2 separate regions of the Homo sapiens genome follow, and region 1 is linked to region 2. A link is an interaction called in ENCODE POLR2A ChIA-PET data of the cell type or tissue named here. Cell type or tissue: PC-9. All regions are shown on one strand.

Region 1 (8,000 bases), 540 kb after region 2:
TCCAATAACATAAGAAAAATAATCTGTAACATTCATTACATCAACATATTGTCTACATCAATGTCAAAAGCCAGTTAATAAAATTAAGTATTCTTAATAAAACTCTAAGAGACAAAGAACTGAAATATGAAAATTACCAAAACTTAATAGCAAATATCGTATTATTAATAATTGGTGTAGTGCAAACATTTCCATTAAAATCAGAAATAAGATAAGGATATCCCCCTATCATTCAACATTGTTTTAAATAGTGTAGCTAATGTAATAAAATTTTGAAAATCAAACAAGCAATACAAATATTGAAAGATGTATAGTTTTTTTCAGTGCTCCACCCACAAAATCCAAATGTCCATAATAGCTAATTAAAATAATTAAGGTTAATTGTTAAATTAACTCATTAAATTATTAAATTAAATTAATTAAGGTTAATATATTATATATAAAACAAATTGATTCCTTTTCTCTATACCTCCAATAACTAAATAGAAATGGGGAAAAATCCTACTCTAGTATCGGTAATAAATGCATGGAATAAATTTGATACAGGAATCTAAATTTGTCACGAGAAAAAGGCACAGCATCTATTTTTTTAAAAAAACTTGTAAAATCTTAAAGGACATAAGACATTGGAATGACATATTCCTGGATACAGAATCTTAAAACAATAAAAATATCCATCTTTCTCAAATTAATGCAGTTTAACTCAGTATTACATTTCTTAGGAATGCTTTCACCTGCAAGAAAACATTCAACTAACAGTGGCTTTAGTCACATTTAATTATCTCCCATAAAAAGAAGTCTGGAGAAAGGAAATACAAGGACAATGTAGTGGTTCCCTAACATGCTAAAAACCCAGGCTCCTATCTTTCTGCCTTAAGATTGCTGCTTTGTGGCTTCATGGTTCTGAGACGGCTACTGCAACTTCAGGCATCACTTCCAAGTTCAAGGCAGGGAAGAAATGGATAAAGGAGTGATGCTGCTATTTTTTAAAATCAAAAAAGCAAATGCTTTTCTAGAAGTCTACCAGTAGACTTCCAATTATGGTCAGAGCCACGTCACAGAGCTACCTCTAGTTGCTAGCAGGCTGAGGAAGTGAGCACCCAGCTCTTCCAGTCGTTACAGTAGTGGAAGGAAAGGCAGAAGAACACTGAAAATGGGTATTTGCTTAACCAACTAAGTGTTAATGTATACCATAAATGTTAACCAAAATCCCATTTTTCCTCTCAATTTCCTCTGTCTCTCCAACTAGAATATAAATTGCAGAAGGTGGGAGTCTTTACCTTGATCATAAATTACTTGTTGGATAAACAGCATTAATGCCAACTAAAAATAGCCATGTTTTTTAAAATGGCATTTCTAAATGATAGATGCTTTAGTATATTACAGCCTTACCTTTAATTTTCAATACTGTGACTAAACACAGAATTATATAATAGGGAAGTTCATGTGGTCTCACCATTCTCCCAAACCCTGCCCAAAGGTGGTAGCATGACTGCCATTGTCTGATTGAAACACCACACGTGAATCTCTTAAGGTTTGTTGAGTGCTTATTGCATGTCAGAGACAGGGCTTAATGCTTTACATGCATGATCTTATTTGTATTCACAATAATTCCATAAGGAAAATACTAGTATTCCCATTTCACAAATGAGCAAAAAAATGAGGCATAGCTCAAAACAATACAAATTAGTTGCAGGGCGTGGATTAGAACGTAGGTCAACCTAACTCTGGATTCCAAGCTGTGAAACACCAAGCTTTACCACATCCACTGCTACAGCCCATTCCACTGCTAGAGGAGGGTTCTTTTATTGGGCTGATCCAATGGACCACTCTATTATTTGTACTCATTGTCTTAGTTCTGGAGGAAAGTGCAGAATTCTATTCACTCTACTACATGATCACCCTCTGAGACTTCAGAATTATTTCCAAACACTGTTATTTTGGTTACCTGCTTGTATTAGTCAGGGTTGTCTACAGAGACAGGATGAATAGGATAGATGGATATATGAAAGGGAGTTTAAGGAGTACTGACTCACATGATCCACAAGGTAAAGTCCCATAACAGGCCACCTGCAAGCTGCGGAGCAAGAAAGCCAGTCCGAGTTCCAAAACCTCAAAAGTAGGGAAGCTGAAAGTGCAGCCTTCAGTCTGTGGCAGAAGGTCTGAGAGCCCCTGGCAAACCACTGGTGTAAGTCCAAACGTCCAAAAGCTAAAGAACTTGCAGTCCAATGTTCAAGGGCAGGAAGCATCCAGCATGGGAGAAAGATGAAGACCAGAAGACTCAGCCAGTCTCATCCTTCCACGTTCCTCTGCTTGCTTTTATTCTAGCCACGCTGGCAGCTGATTAGATGGTGCCCACTCAGATTGAGGGTGGGGCTGCCTCTCACAGTCCATTGATTCAAATGTTAATCTCCTTCGGCAACCCTCTCACAGACACACCCAGGAACAATACTTTGCATCCTTCAATCCAACCAAGCTGACACTCAATATTAACCATCACACTGCTTTTGGGTTAAACAGTTTATAGGATGCCCCCTTAAAATGTAGTAGCCAAAGGAAACAACACCACGGAGCTATTTACTAGATATATAGACTATCTTGTCGATTAAACTGCCATTAAATCTACACTTCAATGTTGTCTAAGATTGCAACATTTTTCTTAACAAGGCTTGTAATATTTTTGGCCAACAAACTTTCCAAAACTTTTTCAAATAATTTGTTGCCAAACCAGGTGTCCTCCGATGAGGACTTAACGTTTAGCCATGTTGTTTCAACTGTCTTGATCCAGTTCTTCTGACCTAGTTGGGCATAATGCCCTTTAGATGCACATTTATATTTACACATATGCACACAGACTGCACAAACGTAACCCCCATACGCTCCACACAAAACTGAATACATTTACCTCAATTAATGTTGATTAAAAACAAACGTACATATAGTTAGTTCCTTCATCCCTTTAGTTAAGTAAAAATAAGTATTTCAGTTCAATACAGGAAGCATCAAAATATTTAAATACTTCTTTATACACACTGTGAAGAAAAATGTTATAAAAACATTTAACTGGTGATTGTGACAATTTGTATATAAATGTCGTATTGTAAAAAAAAATTTCTAACACATATTACAGTAACTAATTCTCACTAGGAACAAATCTGAGAATCTGCACCATGCAACTAAAATTTTCTTCCTTTGATAAAGCGGCTGAAAATTGAGAAGCAAGTTTATAATATCAATTTGTTGTGACTCACGCAAATTAATCTATTAAATTAATTTAAATTAAAATTAATTTATTTAAATGTAACTCATGTAGGACATGCTTGTTTTAATGTTACAGTGAGTTTTTTATTTATGAATTACATAGAAGCAGAATTAAGTCATATTACTTCATTGTTTACAATGGAAAAAATAAGTTTTAAGTAGTGTTATTTTTCATTGCTCAAATTCTATTCAATTCTTATACACCAAAGGAGCATCTACATGTCATTTAGCGTTTAGAGGATTAATTTATAAACTCATGGATTCCAGAGTAGCTGATGAAGAAATGACCTAAGAGTCTTTATAAAAAACTTATTTTTCTTATTTGTAAAGTAGCAACCACAAGGTGAAATTGTTTTTTTTTTTTATACAACAGCAACAACGACAACAAAAAACAACTACTAGGGAGAAAAAAGAATGATTCCCCACTAATACAAATTCATTCTCTATTGTACTAAACTCACACATTCAGATTATAGTTTCACCTTCATTTAAAATAAGTTAATTCACTTCTGGCTGTTAGTCTGAATTACTGAAAAGGTTTAAACTTTTTTTTTAATTGTGGACAAGTCCAATTAACCAGTAAAAAATTTCCAACAATGCTTGGAAAATGTTTCACCCATAAAGCAATTTCCTTAAGATGTAAGCAAGTGGCAGAAAAAAGAAAAACAATGAAAGTATGGTGAACACTGTAGCTTCAATTAAAAAAAAAAACAACCAAAGTATGAAGTTTAGCCCATGTTTGATTTCAAGAAATGCTTATAAGCAGAACGCTACTGACCTCTTGTGTATCAAGAATGTAACATAACACAAGTGCCAAAAATGGTATCTCCTAAAACTACTAAAAGACAAGGTTTAAGTAGCTTGTTTTCCCAACCAGGTAGGGAACTATTAGAGCAGAGGACACTTGACTGAGTGCTTTTATATGTTTGTTGTCTCAAAACTTTTTACTGAATCAATAAAGATGATTATTTTGATTTTTTATTGTTGCTGAAAATATATAGCAGAGAATACAACAAATTAAAGTAATAAATTTAGGACTTTTAAAAACTCTCATTTATTTTGGTAAGCCTAAAAAGCAAAAATTTGAGTTTCCATTTTAATGCTGACTATCCAATCTGTCCTGTTTTCAAATGCAAAAGTGCTTAAAAACAGCAAAGGCAAAACAAAATAGGACTTTATTGCCGTAGCCTTACACTACATTGCTTGAAGCAGTCTTTTAATCTGTTAAGTGACCTAAGAACAAAGTCCTAGCACTTTGGGAGGCGGAGGCGGGCGTATCACGAGGTCAGGAGATCAAGACCATCCTGGCTAACACGGTGAAACCCCATTTCCGCTAAAAATACAAAAAAAAAAAAATTAGCCGGGTGTGGTGACGGGCGCCTGTAGTCCCAGCTACTCGGGAGGCTGAGGCAGGAGAATGGCATGAACCCGGGAGGCGGGGCTTGCAGTGAGCCGAGATGGCGCCACTGCACTCCAGCCTGGTCGACCGAGCGAGCGAGACTCCTGCGCTCCAGCCTGGGCGACCAAGCGAGACTCTGTCTCAAAAAAAAAAAAAAAAAAAAAAATTCGTGGTAAATCTCTGTTCACCATCAGATTTCATCCAAGTTTTCTCTGATCGATAAATATTCCACTTGAAAGACCCAATCTGATGGTACAGGTAGGGAAAGATAGAGCTAAATCTATAGCCTTTGGTTTTCTAATTTAGAACACTTTCTCCCCTCCCCACTCCAAGAATAGACCTAAAAAGTAGAAGTATAAAGATGTTCCACTTTTAATGCAGAAATGTAGACAATTAGCTAGTTATTACTGTCAGTTGTACCCTCCCACCACCTCAAAACAAGCTACATTCTTTAAATGTTCTAAGCAACTTCTAGTCATATTTATGCACATCAGCTTACACGCTATATGTGTGAAAAGTGGGATATTCTTTCAGCATCAACTTGTGATTTCATAATTGCTGAAATTCTTTAAAGGAATAAAAAGTTATAGACTGCTTTTGTGACAATAAAATCAAACTTTAATTGGGGAGCCAGATAATATTGCCTTTTCTTTCCAAAATTTTAATTTATACTTTTTAGTAAAAAACATAACACATTTCTCATTCATTTAACCAATTAATCCAAAGGAAAAAAGTGAAGTACTATAATCACAGGTACACTAACAAACACTTTTACAAAGACATTCAGAAATATTTGCAGCAGGTTTTATAAGACTCTGATATAAAACAAAGTAAAATAAAACGTTTTGAAATGGCAAAATCGGTTTACCTAGCCTGAATTGCTTCAAAGAGGCATTTGCACTTCTTGTCCTGGCTTAATAAAACAAAGTAAAATAAAACATTTTGAAATTTCAAAATCAGTTTAGCCTAAATTGCTTCAAAGAGGCATTTGCACTTCTTGTCCTGGCTTAAAAACAAACCCTGAAATTACTTTCTTTTATCCAAATCAATTGACCATATTAATCTGCATAAAGTCTATGAGGATACGTTTTGATAAATGCTATAAACACAAAATTAAGGCAAATCTGATAGTTATTGTCAAATAAATAGCACATTTAGAAGGGCCTTTGTTAATAAAATGCCTCTAATGTATCCAGAGGTATAGATTTCAAAGGGCAAGTCTGTACCTGTTGCACATCTGATTCTCACAGCATTCATGAAAGAGGAGACAATGATATTCCCATTTCACTGAAAACTAAGGTGACTTGTTTAAGGTCATACAGTCCGATCAGTGGCACCAACACATTTACCAATGGCCTTGGAATACAGAGTACAGGGCTTCCTGTTGGTAGATTTACCTTCCTAACCTCACGGAGATGTGATCCAAGTATCAAAACAAGTGTGAGTCCCTTCAGGTCTGGAAAATACTCCAGCCATAACAGGTGAAGAGGAAAGTCAGCTCAAGATTTGTCATATGCTACACAATTTACAGTAAAACACTGGGAAAAGCAGGAAGCTGATGTGAGGAAGGGTGAAGAATGATTTGAAAGATTACAAAATGGCAAAGTTCCTCCAAAACCTATAATAAGCTAAAACAAACTGGAAAAAAAAAAAAAAAGGTCTTAATTGGGAAGCCAATATTCACACCAAAGGAGGGAGTGGGAGGAGAAGATGTAGGAGGAAAGCAGGAAATTATCATCTTAACAGCTCAAAGGATTTGGCACATATCCATGTTATCTAAATAATCTTGAAATTTCTTTGAGGTAGACAAATGTTAGGAATAAGTTGAGTTCATGTAAAACAAAAGAAAGAAAAAGAAAAAAAAAGAGAAGGAAGCTCTACAATCCTTAGTTATTTGTAAAAACCTCTTTTACTAAAGTGCTTAGATGCCAGCCATTTTATTCCTACATTTAAAGGCTGACTGACATTAAATATCTTATAGGTAATGGACAGAAGCCAAGTTGGGCTTTAAAAAAGGCCTAAAAGCCTATCAAAGTTTACAGTACACTTCTAACTTTTTATACCTTCTTTACTTGGAAATTATTGTTTTCTCCTCCTTGTCCCTTGGTAAGCTCCTCCTCAGTTTTCAAGTCTGAGCTCAAATTCACTTCTCCTGCGAAGTATCCATGATTCCCTCAGTCAAATGCAGCACTCCTACTCCAAAAGTCCCACTATGCTCCAAGGTCGCTTTTGCTGTGTTGTGACTGTTTGCCTGCTTGTCTCCCCACTAGACTGCAAGCTACTCAAAAGGCAATCCTGCTTTTTCATTTTTAAGTCGTCAAGACACAGCACTCTGTGGGTACTCAAATTAATCAATAGTTCATCTTATTTACAATCTCTCAAGCAGCTCATTTTATGTTAGTTGCACAATCTGGAGGTCTGGAGTTCTTCACATGAAATTTAATAAATTATCATGCAAGCTCATTTTTATTCCCATTTTTTTTACCCAGGGAGAATCAGTCTACCAGGGCAAATAATGAGGTTACCACCTTAGTCCCTCTTCCCAACCCCATTTTTTAGTTACTTTCCTTTCATTAAAATATCCTTATGCACTTACAAATAAAACTAAGTCCCAAGAGGGCAACAAAATATAAGATTCTTAATGATACAAAAACAAATCTTTCTGATACTAGATCTTTTATACTAGAAAAATAAATTCTTGTGCTTGAACATCATTTTTAAGCACTTAGTGAATTGAGAATCTGAACTGCCACTTGAAATATTCCCAGGAAAGAAACATTATGAACCAAATGAAGGAACATAGCTATTCAAAGGGACATATTTTTGTACTTGTTTTGCTCCAATTTCTGCTACATAGACTGCTCCAGTCTTTCTGTCGACTTCTAGGAGATGTGGCAAAACTTGATCTGCTAGTTGGATTGTGCTGATCACAGAACACTCCCCAATGCTTCCCACTGGGGGTGCTGCTACGACTGAGAGCCTGCTAAGATTCAGCTGGGCCACAATCAAGTACTTCCCATCAGGAGTAAACCTAAGGAGAAAGACATTTAACATAATAAATGTCTGTGAAAAAACATAAGGGTATTTTTTTTCAACATTTTAATCCCCTACTGTGCCAAACAACAGTAGGCACCTACTTGCTGAATGATTCTTTTAAGAAGAATTTTAATTTGATCTAATTCTGTTTATGAAGGAATAAGATGTCCATGATGGTAAGCAAAGCCAAAGATTAGCTTAAATTTGTTAAAAGTATCAATATCATAGTCCACAAAATGAAATTAATGAAGAATTGATGTTAGGCTGGGTTTGATTTTTGTCCTGTTTAAACATTTACCAAATA
Region 2 (8,000 bases):
AGGAGAATGGCGTGAACCCAGGAGGTGGAGCTTGCAGTGAGCTGAGATTGGGCCACTACACTCCAGCCTGGGCGACAGAGCAAGACTCTGTCTCAAAATAAATAAATAAAATAAATAAAGATAAATAAAATTTGTTAGTAGCAGCTGATATTCTCTAATTTCTCAAAAATATTTCTCATACTGGCAAAAATAATTCTGGATGTAAAATCTAAGAGGGTTTTACAGAATCTCACCTCTCGAGGGCACAAGTAAACATACCCATTACCAAAGATAACAGTAAATTTAGAATTAAAAAATAACTTGAAATATGGAAAAAGTTTTAAAGAATCTGCTGTTTATCACTGTTACTTAATGGAGACCAGATGACCAAAAAAAAAAAAGTTTCAAAAAGAATTCCCTAGGTAGCTTGTTCATTTCATAATTGTTTGGGTTTTTATTCACAAAAACTTATGCAGTAAGTAATTTTATTTCAATAAATTTTTCCTATGATGAGTTGGGTTTCATAAAGACTCGGCAGAATGCCAAACCAGTGAGTTCTATGAATCTCATAGACTGCCATGCTTCAGAAATGTAATCAACATACAGGGAACTTTGCTATGAGGCAGATTCTCCTGCTAAAAATGATATGCCCAGGAGGGTTATGTTTAGCTAAAGTTAGGCTGCTCCAAAAACAACAGGAAACAGGAGAATGGCAAAATACAGAGGCATCCTGCTTAACCCCGCCTGCTGTGTCTAGAGTTTGTACATATGGTATAACATCAGGCAGTAAAACCCCTGCAGTACTTTGGAACAAGTTAAAGGACAAATTGTCAAACTTAATTCTGAATCTTCTTGCTATGGTTGGTTAGAGGTTAAAATGTCAGCTGTCAACTGATAGAGCAATGTAAAATGGGGCTGCCATACATGGATATTTTCTACCTATAGTAGGAATACCTCAAGGAGTCAGTGACTATCACTTTTCCTGTGGTAATCTGTACAGAAACTTTAATTGCCACCATCTCCATTTCATATTATAAGGTATGTTTATGTCTAACTTTAAAGAACCAGTGTGGGTTGAGTTACCCTCAACTGAGTTTTTAAAAGGCATGTAGAAAGGCTGTGGGGAAATACAATGTAAAATAAAAATGTTAACATGTATATAGTGTGGTAAGGATGCTAGGAGAAAATAGAGGCTTTAATGTTTTTGATTGGTGAATATAAAATTGTGTGCTTTCAAATACCGTTTTAGTCATTAAGGACTTTAACAGAATTTTAAAAAATTAATATCAAACTTTTTGGTGCACGTATTAGTAAGATTTACATGCCCTGCAAATGATACACGTAAGAATGTTGTAAAGACATATTAAGCGTATTTGTTAAGTTCTGTCAGGTGGTGCTTGCAAATGTCAGAATCTGAATGTGTACATTTCATCTTAAGAAACTGCTGGTGCAGTAATGAGGAAGTACCAAAGAGAGTCCCATATTTATATTATTCCATGTTTAGTTTGATCGTTAGTCATATATACATATGAAATGCGTGTGGAATGCTAATCAGCAGTAAACCATTACCTTTCCTGCTTAGACACTGTTCTGTTCTAAGAAGCCGGAGATCATCTCAACTAATAGACAGTTAAGTGCTGCTGAAGACAGTAATGATGTCAGAATGTTTCTTTGAGCATCCCTTGCTCTATGTTATGAAAGCGTCATTGCCTTTTCAGAGTCTCCTTACTGTAGAGTTCCACCTGGGCCTGTCTTTCATGACTTGAGGGAGACTGCTTGGGACTCTTGTTCCCTTGCTTTACTGTAAACCTGACCTGTCATATGATATGCCACGTTATGCTTTTCTTTATATCCAAGCTCTCTGCCAAGTGACAGCTGAGTAATAAGCTAAATAATGAGTGTTGGCATATTAATGGGCATAGTGGCTTTCTGTGACAGTGTCTTAACTGAAAACAGTTGCTCTAATTTAAAGAAATGTAGAGACTTCTTCTTAGGTCACTTGGGGAAGCAGGCAGGGCTCTTTTTTTTTTTTTAAATTATGCCTTATAGATTACTATAATAACTACTCTTGTTTTATTTGGCTCACTCTAACCTATGATAGAAGGTCCAGGTGAGTTGTCTTGAGTTTTTAGCCAGCAGTTTTTAAACTCTAGTATGCATCAGAATCACCTGTGGGACCTTTTAAAACACGGATTGCAGAATTTCTGTCAGTAGATTTGGTGGAGTACCTGATAGTTTGCACGTCTAACATGTTTTCAGGTGATGCTGCTGCTGCTGGTTCAGAGATGACACCTTGAAAACCATGTTCTGAGTTAACCATTTCCTATTTAAGAAGATGAGACTTCTGGTAGATGGCTTACTTTCAGAACTGAGTTAAAGTGTAGTTGTGTCATAATCTGCTATAAACCTCTCTAAAATTGAGCTATAAAGGGGGTCTGCTGCTGTAGTTTGGTATTGATTTAGCACATTCTTGTTCCATTTCTCTTAGTTCTTGTCACAACAAATTGTCTGCAGTTCTCTCTCAGTGCATATTATATATAGATACATACATATATATGTTATAATATATGAATTATATATAACATTTCCTTTTATTTATCATTTTTTATACCAGACACAAGATTTTGGATATGAAGTATTCAAAATAAGACCTTAATACAACTTCTGAAGTTTGCATGCAGTGGATTTTCAGTAAGAAATTGTTAATTGAAAGATAGGAAGACCGTACTATAGATCACAGGGATGGTCCTGGACGTCCCTTGGCCAACTCTGTACAGTCATGTACATCTTGGAAACATAGAATGATTAGGCCAGAAGGGCACACTAGGAGCCAGTCCTTCTGAATTTCTCCTGCAAGGTAGAATGGCACTTAAATCAGCTTTGACTAATGAAAAGATCTCCTGGTCTTCAGCACCTTTGGGGAAGAAGATGAGAAACTCTTGCTCAGTGGTCATACTTTTTAGGGCCACAGACCATGCCTTTCATCACAACCACGAACACTGATAATATAAAGGAGCAAGCTTCAGATGGAGGCCTACATGGTGAAACAGTGGGAGTGGGGCTTTGCCAGCCAGGAAGGAATGAAAGGGAGATGCATGCTGGGCGCGGTGGCTCACACCCATAATCCCAGCACTTTGGGAGGCCAAGGCAGGCCGATCACCTGAGGCCAGGAGCTCGAGACCAGCCTGCCCAACATGACAAAACCCTGGCTCCACTAAAAATACGAAAATTAGTCAGATGTGGTGGCGTGTGCCTGTAGTTCCAGCTAATCTGGAGGCTGAGGCATGAGAATCGCTTGAACCCAGGAGGCTGAGATTGCAGTGAGCCGAGATTGTGCCACTGCAGCCTGGGTGACAGAGCAAGACTCTGTCTCAAAAAAAAGGAAAGAAAGGAAGATACACTACAGGCGGCTGACAGTGAGCACCAGTGAGAGCATGCACTCTAAGCTCAGGATTTATTAAAAGCAAGGATGTTGAGGAATTAATAAATCTTTTATAATATAGAGAACACAAAATTTTATATGTTTGTATCTAATAATGTTTTTATTTTTATTTATTTATTTATTTATTTTATTATACTTTAAGTTTTAGGGTACATGTGCACAACGTGCAGGTTTGTTACCTATGTATACATGTGCCATGTTGGTGTGCTGCACCCATTAACTCGTCATTTAACATTAGGTATATCTCCTAATGCTATCCCTCCTCCCTCCACCCACCCCACAATAGGCCCCGGTATGTGATGTTCCCCTTCCTGTGTCCGTGTGTTCTCATTGTTCAATTCCCACCTATGAGTGAGAACATGCGGTGTTTGGTTTTTTGTCCTTGCGATCGTTTGCTGAGAATGATGGTTTCCAGCTTCATCCATGTCCCTACAAAGGACAGGAACTCATCATTTTTTATGGCTGCATAGTATTCCATGGTGTATATGTGCCACATTTTCTTAATCCAGTCTATCATTGTTGGACATTTGGGTTGGTTCCAAGTCTTTGCTTTTGTGAATAGTGCTGTGATAAACATATGTGTGCATGTGTCTTTATAGCAGCATGTTTTATAATCCTTTGGGTATATACCCAGTAATGGGATGGCTGGGTCAAATGGTATTTCTAGTTCTAGATCCCTGAGGAATCGCCACACCGACGTCCACAATGGTTGAACTAGTTTACAGTCCCACCAACAGTGTAAAACTGTTCCTATTTCTCCACATCCTCTCCAGCACCTGTTGTTTCCTGACTTTTTAATGATTGCCATTCTAACTGGTATGAGATGATATCTCATTGTGGTTTTGATTTGCATTTCTCTGATGGCCAGTGATGGTGAGCATTTTTCCTTGTGTTTTTTGGCTGCATAAATGTCTTCTTTTGAGAAGTGTCTGTTCATGTCCTTCGCCCACTTTTTGATGGGGTTGTGTGGTTTTTTCTTGTAAATTTGTTTGAGTTCACTGTAGATTCTGGATATTAGCCCTTTGTCAGATGAGTAGGTTGCGAAAATTTTCTCCCATTTTGTAGATTGCCTGTTCACTCTGATGGTAGTTTCTTTGGCTGTGCAGAAGTTCTTTAGTTTAATTAGATCCCGTTTGTCAATTTTGGCTTTTGTTGCCATTGCTTTTGGTGTTTTAGACATGAAGTCCTTGCCCATGCCTATGTCCTGAATGGTAATGCCTAAGTTTTCTTCTAGGGTTTTTATGGTTTTAGGTCTAACGTTTAAGTCTTTAATCCATCTTGAATTGATTTTTGTATAAGGTGTAAGGAAGGGATCCAGTTTCAGCTTTTTACATATGGCTAGCCAGTCTTCCTAGCACCATTTATTAAATAGCGAATCCTTTCCCCATTTCTCATTTTTGTCAGGTTTGTCAAAGATCAGATAGTTGTAGATATGCGGCGTTATTTCTGAGGGCTCTGTTCTGTTCCATTGATCTATATCTCTGTTTTGGTACCAGTACCATGCTGTTTTGGTTACTGTAGCCTTGTAGTATAGTTTGAAGTCAGGTAGTGTGATGCCTCCAGCTTTGTTCTTTTGGCTTGGGATTGACTTGGCAATGTGGGCTCTTTTTTTGGTTCCATATGAACTTTAAAGTAGTTTTTTCCAATTCTGTGAAGAAAGTCATTGGTAGCTTGATGGGGATGGCATTGAATCTATAAATTACCTTGGGCAGTATGGCCATTTTCACGATATTGATTCTTCCTACCCATGAGCATGGAATGTTCTTCCATTTGTTTGTATCCTCTTTTATTTCATTGAGCAGTGGTTTGTAGTTCTCCTTGAAGAGGTCCTTCACGTCCCTTGTGAGTTGGATTCCTAGGTATTTTATTCTCTTTGAAGCAATTGTGAATGGGAGTTCACTCATGATTTGGCTCTCTGTTATTGGTGTATAAGAATGCTTGTGATTTTTGCACATTGATTTTGTATCCTGACACTTTGCTGAAGTTGCCTATCAGCTTAAGGAGATTTTGGGCTGAGACAATGGGCTTTTCTAGATATACAATCATATCATCTGCAAACAGGGACAATTTGACTTCCTCTTTTCCTAATTGAATACCCTTTATTTCCTTCTCCTGCCTGATTGTCCTGGCCAGAACTTCCAACACTATGTTGATTAGGAGTGGTAAGAGAGGGCATCCCTGTCTTGTGCCAGTTTTCAAAGGGAATGCTTCCAGTTTTTGCCCATTCAGTATGATATAGGCTGTGGGTTTGTCATAGATAGCTCTTATTATTTTGAGATACGTCCATCAATACCTAATTTATTGAGAGTTTTTAGCATGAAGGGTTGTTGAATTTTTTCAAAGGCCTTTCCTGCATCTATGGAGATAATCATACGGTTTTTGTCTTTGGTTCTGTTTATATGCTGGATTACGTTTATTGATTTGCATATGTTGAACCAGCCTTGCATCCCAGGGATGAAGCCCACTTGATCATGGTGGATAAGCTTTTTGATGTGCTGCTGGATTCAGCTTGCCAGTATTTTGTTGAGGAATTTTGCATCTATGTTCATCAGGGATATTGGTCTAAAATTCTCTTTTTTTGTCGTGTCTCTGCCAGGCTTTGATATCAGGATGATGCTGGCCTCATAAAATGAGTTAGGGAGGATTCCCTCTTTTTCTATTGATTGGAATAGTTTCAGAAGGAATGGTACCAGCTCCTCCTTGTACCTCTGGTAGAATTCGGCTGTGCATCCATCTGGTCCTGGACTTTTTTTGGTTGGTAAGCTATTAATTATTGCCTCAATTTCAGAGCCTGTTATTGGTCTATTCAGGGATTCAACTTCTTCCTGGTTTCATCTTGGGAGGGTGTATGTGTTGAGGAATTTATCCATTTCTTCTAGATTTTCTAGTTTATTTGTGTGGAGGTGTTTACAGTATTCTCTGATGGTAGTTTGTATTTCTGTGGGATCGGTGGTGATATCTAATAATGTTTTTAAATGATGTTTCCAAATTGTCATGGTCACCAGTTTAGTTTTTTACATACTTTTTTTTTCTAAAAAGCTTGTTTTCTAAGCCTTAACGTGGGAAAGATTTTTATTGTTTTGATGCTTTCCTGTGAAGTTTCTAAGTTCTCCATATCAGGATTCAATGGAATATTCTTTTTTTTTTTTTGAGACGGAGTTTTGCTTTTGTCGTCCAGGCTGGAGTGCAATGGTGTGATCTCGGCTCACTGCAAACTCTGCCTCGTAGGTTCAAGCGATTCTCCCGCCTTGGCCTCCTTAGTAACTGGGATTACAGGCGCCTGCCATCATGCCTGGCTAATTTTTGTATTTTTAGTAGAGACGGTGTTTCACCTTGTTGGCCAGGCTGGTCTTGAACTCCTGACTTTAGGTAATCCACCCGCCTCAGTCTCCCAAAGTGCTGGGATGACAGGTGTCAGCCACTGCACCCAACCTCAATACAATATTCTTTTAGCTTTCTAGTAGGCTTAAAAATCACCAGAGAGCTTATTCCATGTAAACAGTCCAAGGCCTAGCCCCAGAGAGACTGCTGGGAAGGTCTGGGTGGGGCCCAGGGAGCACTTTGAACAAACTCCCCACGTGTTCTAGACACAGATGGTCCACAGACCATATTTGGAGAAATACAAACCAATTTTATTTGCCTAAAACCTCATATTGTACTAGTATTGGCATGTAGACTTACACCACTGTTAAGCTTAGAGTGAATCATTGTTACCTCTGCAGTGGTCATTTTGGGGGTGATGTGATTTGAGCTGCAGAACATCAGAACTGGTGTAGGAACAGATGCATTTATTGTTGGTTTTGCTTTTATATTGCTTGCTGACCTTAGGTGATGGTTAGCCTTGTATATACACTCATAAAAAAGAATGAAATATTTTCCATGCTATACTTAGATGAGGACCATATTTTGATGTATGACTCCAGCTACAAATTGCAAACCCCACCATCATTCCCAATGCTGTGTTTTTCCTCCTTCGTCCTGCAACAATGTGATGTTGCTGCTACATGTTCTGGTAGAGTAGGCTCAGATCTAGTTTCTTTTTTGCCAAATTTATCAGTTTTTCCCCGTTTTGAGTTACTATTTTTTACTTTTTAACTTTGTATTTTTGAAGTAAAAATAATAATCATAGTAAGTCTTAAAATAGTGGGATATAGAGTTTTCCATTATACTTGGACTTATTAGCAGCTATGCAACACTTTTTCGCTAGAATTATTTATTTTTGACCTGGTTCAGTTCTCCATTTACTTTAGGCAGAGTAGAGTCTTTCTAAGAGAGTTGTTTGATTTTTAACTTACTTCCCTTAGTTTCACCAGCAAACACAGCCGTAGCCAGATACCCCTGAGGCCATGGTCAGTATGGATTAGTTAACCTCACTAACAGACTGAAATGCAAATTGTTGACCTATCTTGTGAAAACAAATTGTTAGTCACAAAGGAAACCAACTGAGGAATGTAAATTCATAAACATTTCCATAGAAAGAACTCAAAAACCACACTCAAGAGATCTTTACATCATTCTGTGTATCATATCATACTTACATATCAATGATACTTACATGATTCAATGTAAATATCGTGAG

The links. Peaks named below come from ENCODE experiments on the same cell type or tissue, not always from the same donor. Only the 100,000 strongest peaks of a DNase experiment are listed, where the experiment ranks them.
Region 1: POLR2A ChIA-PET joins it to region 2 with 13 read pairs; 4 of 35 experiments call an interaction of 5 or more read pairs at or near these places.

The regions. Positions count from the first base shown.
Region 1 is chr13:39,047,365-39,055,364 of GRCh38, reverse strand. It overlaps NHLRC3 (NHL repeat containing 3), which reads right to left. Exons shown (of 7, transcript NM_001012754.4): 7 at 5,256-7,691. The coding sequence ends at 7,439. LOC105370169 (a long non-coding RNA gene) reads right to left here and starts at 2,293. Exons shown (of 5, transcript NR_187783.1): 1 at 2,037-2,293. In PC-9, CTCF peaks have their summits at 3,816, 4,019 and 7,597; a DNase peak (open chromatin) is centred at 7,604.
Region 2 is chr13:39,590,668-39,598,667 of GRCh38, reverse strand. All of the region lies in intron 2 of LHFPL6 (LHFPL tetraspan subfamily member 6), which reads left to right. Among named protein-coding and RNA genes, the nearest start is that of LHFPL6, 8.5 kb to the left of the region's middle. In PC-9, no CTCF peak of the experiment used is centred here; no DNase peak of the experiment used is centred here.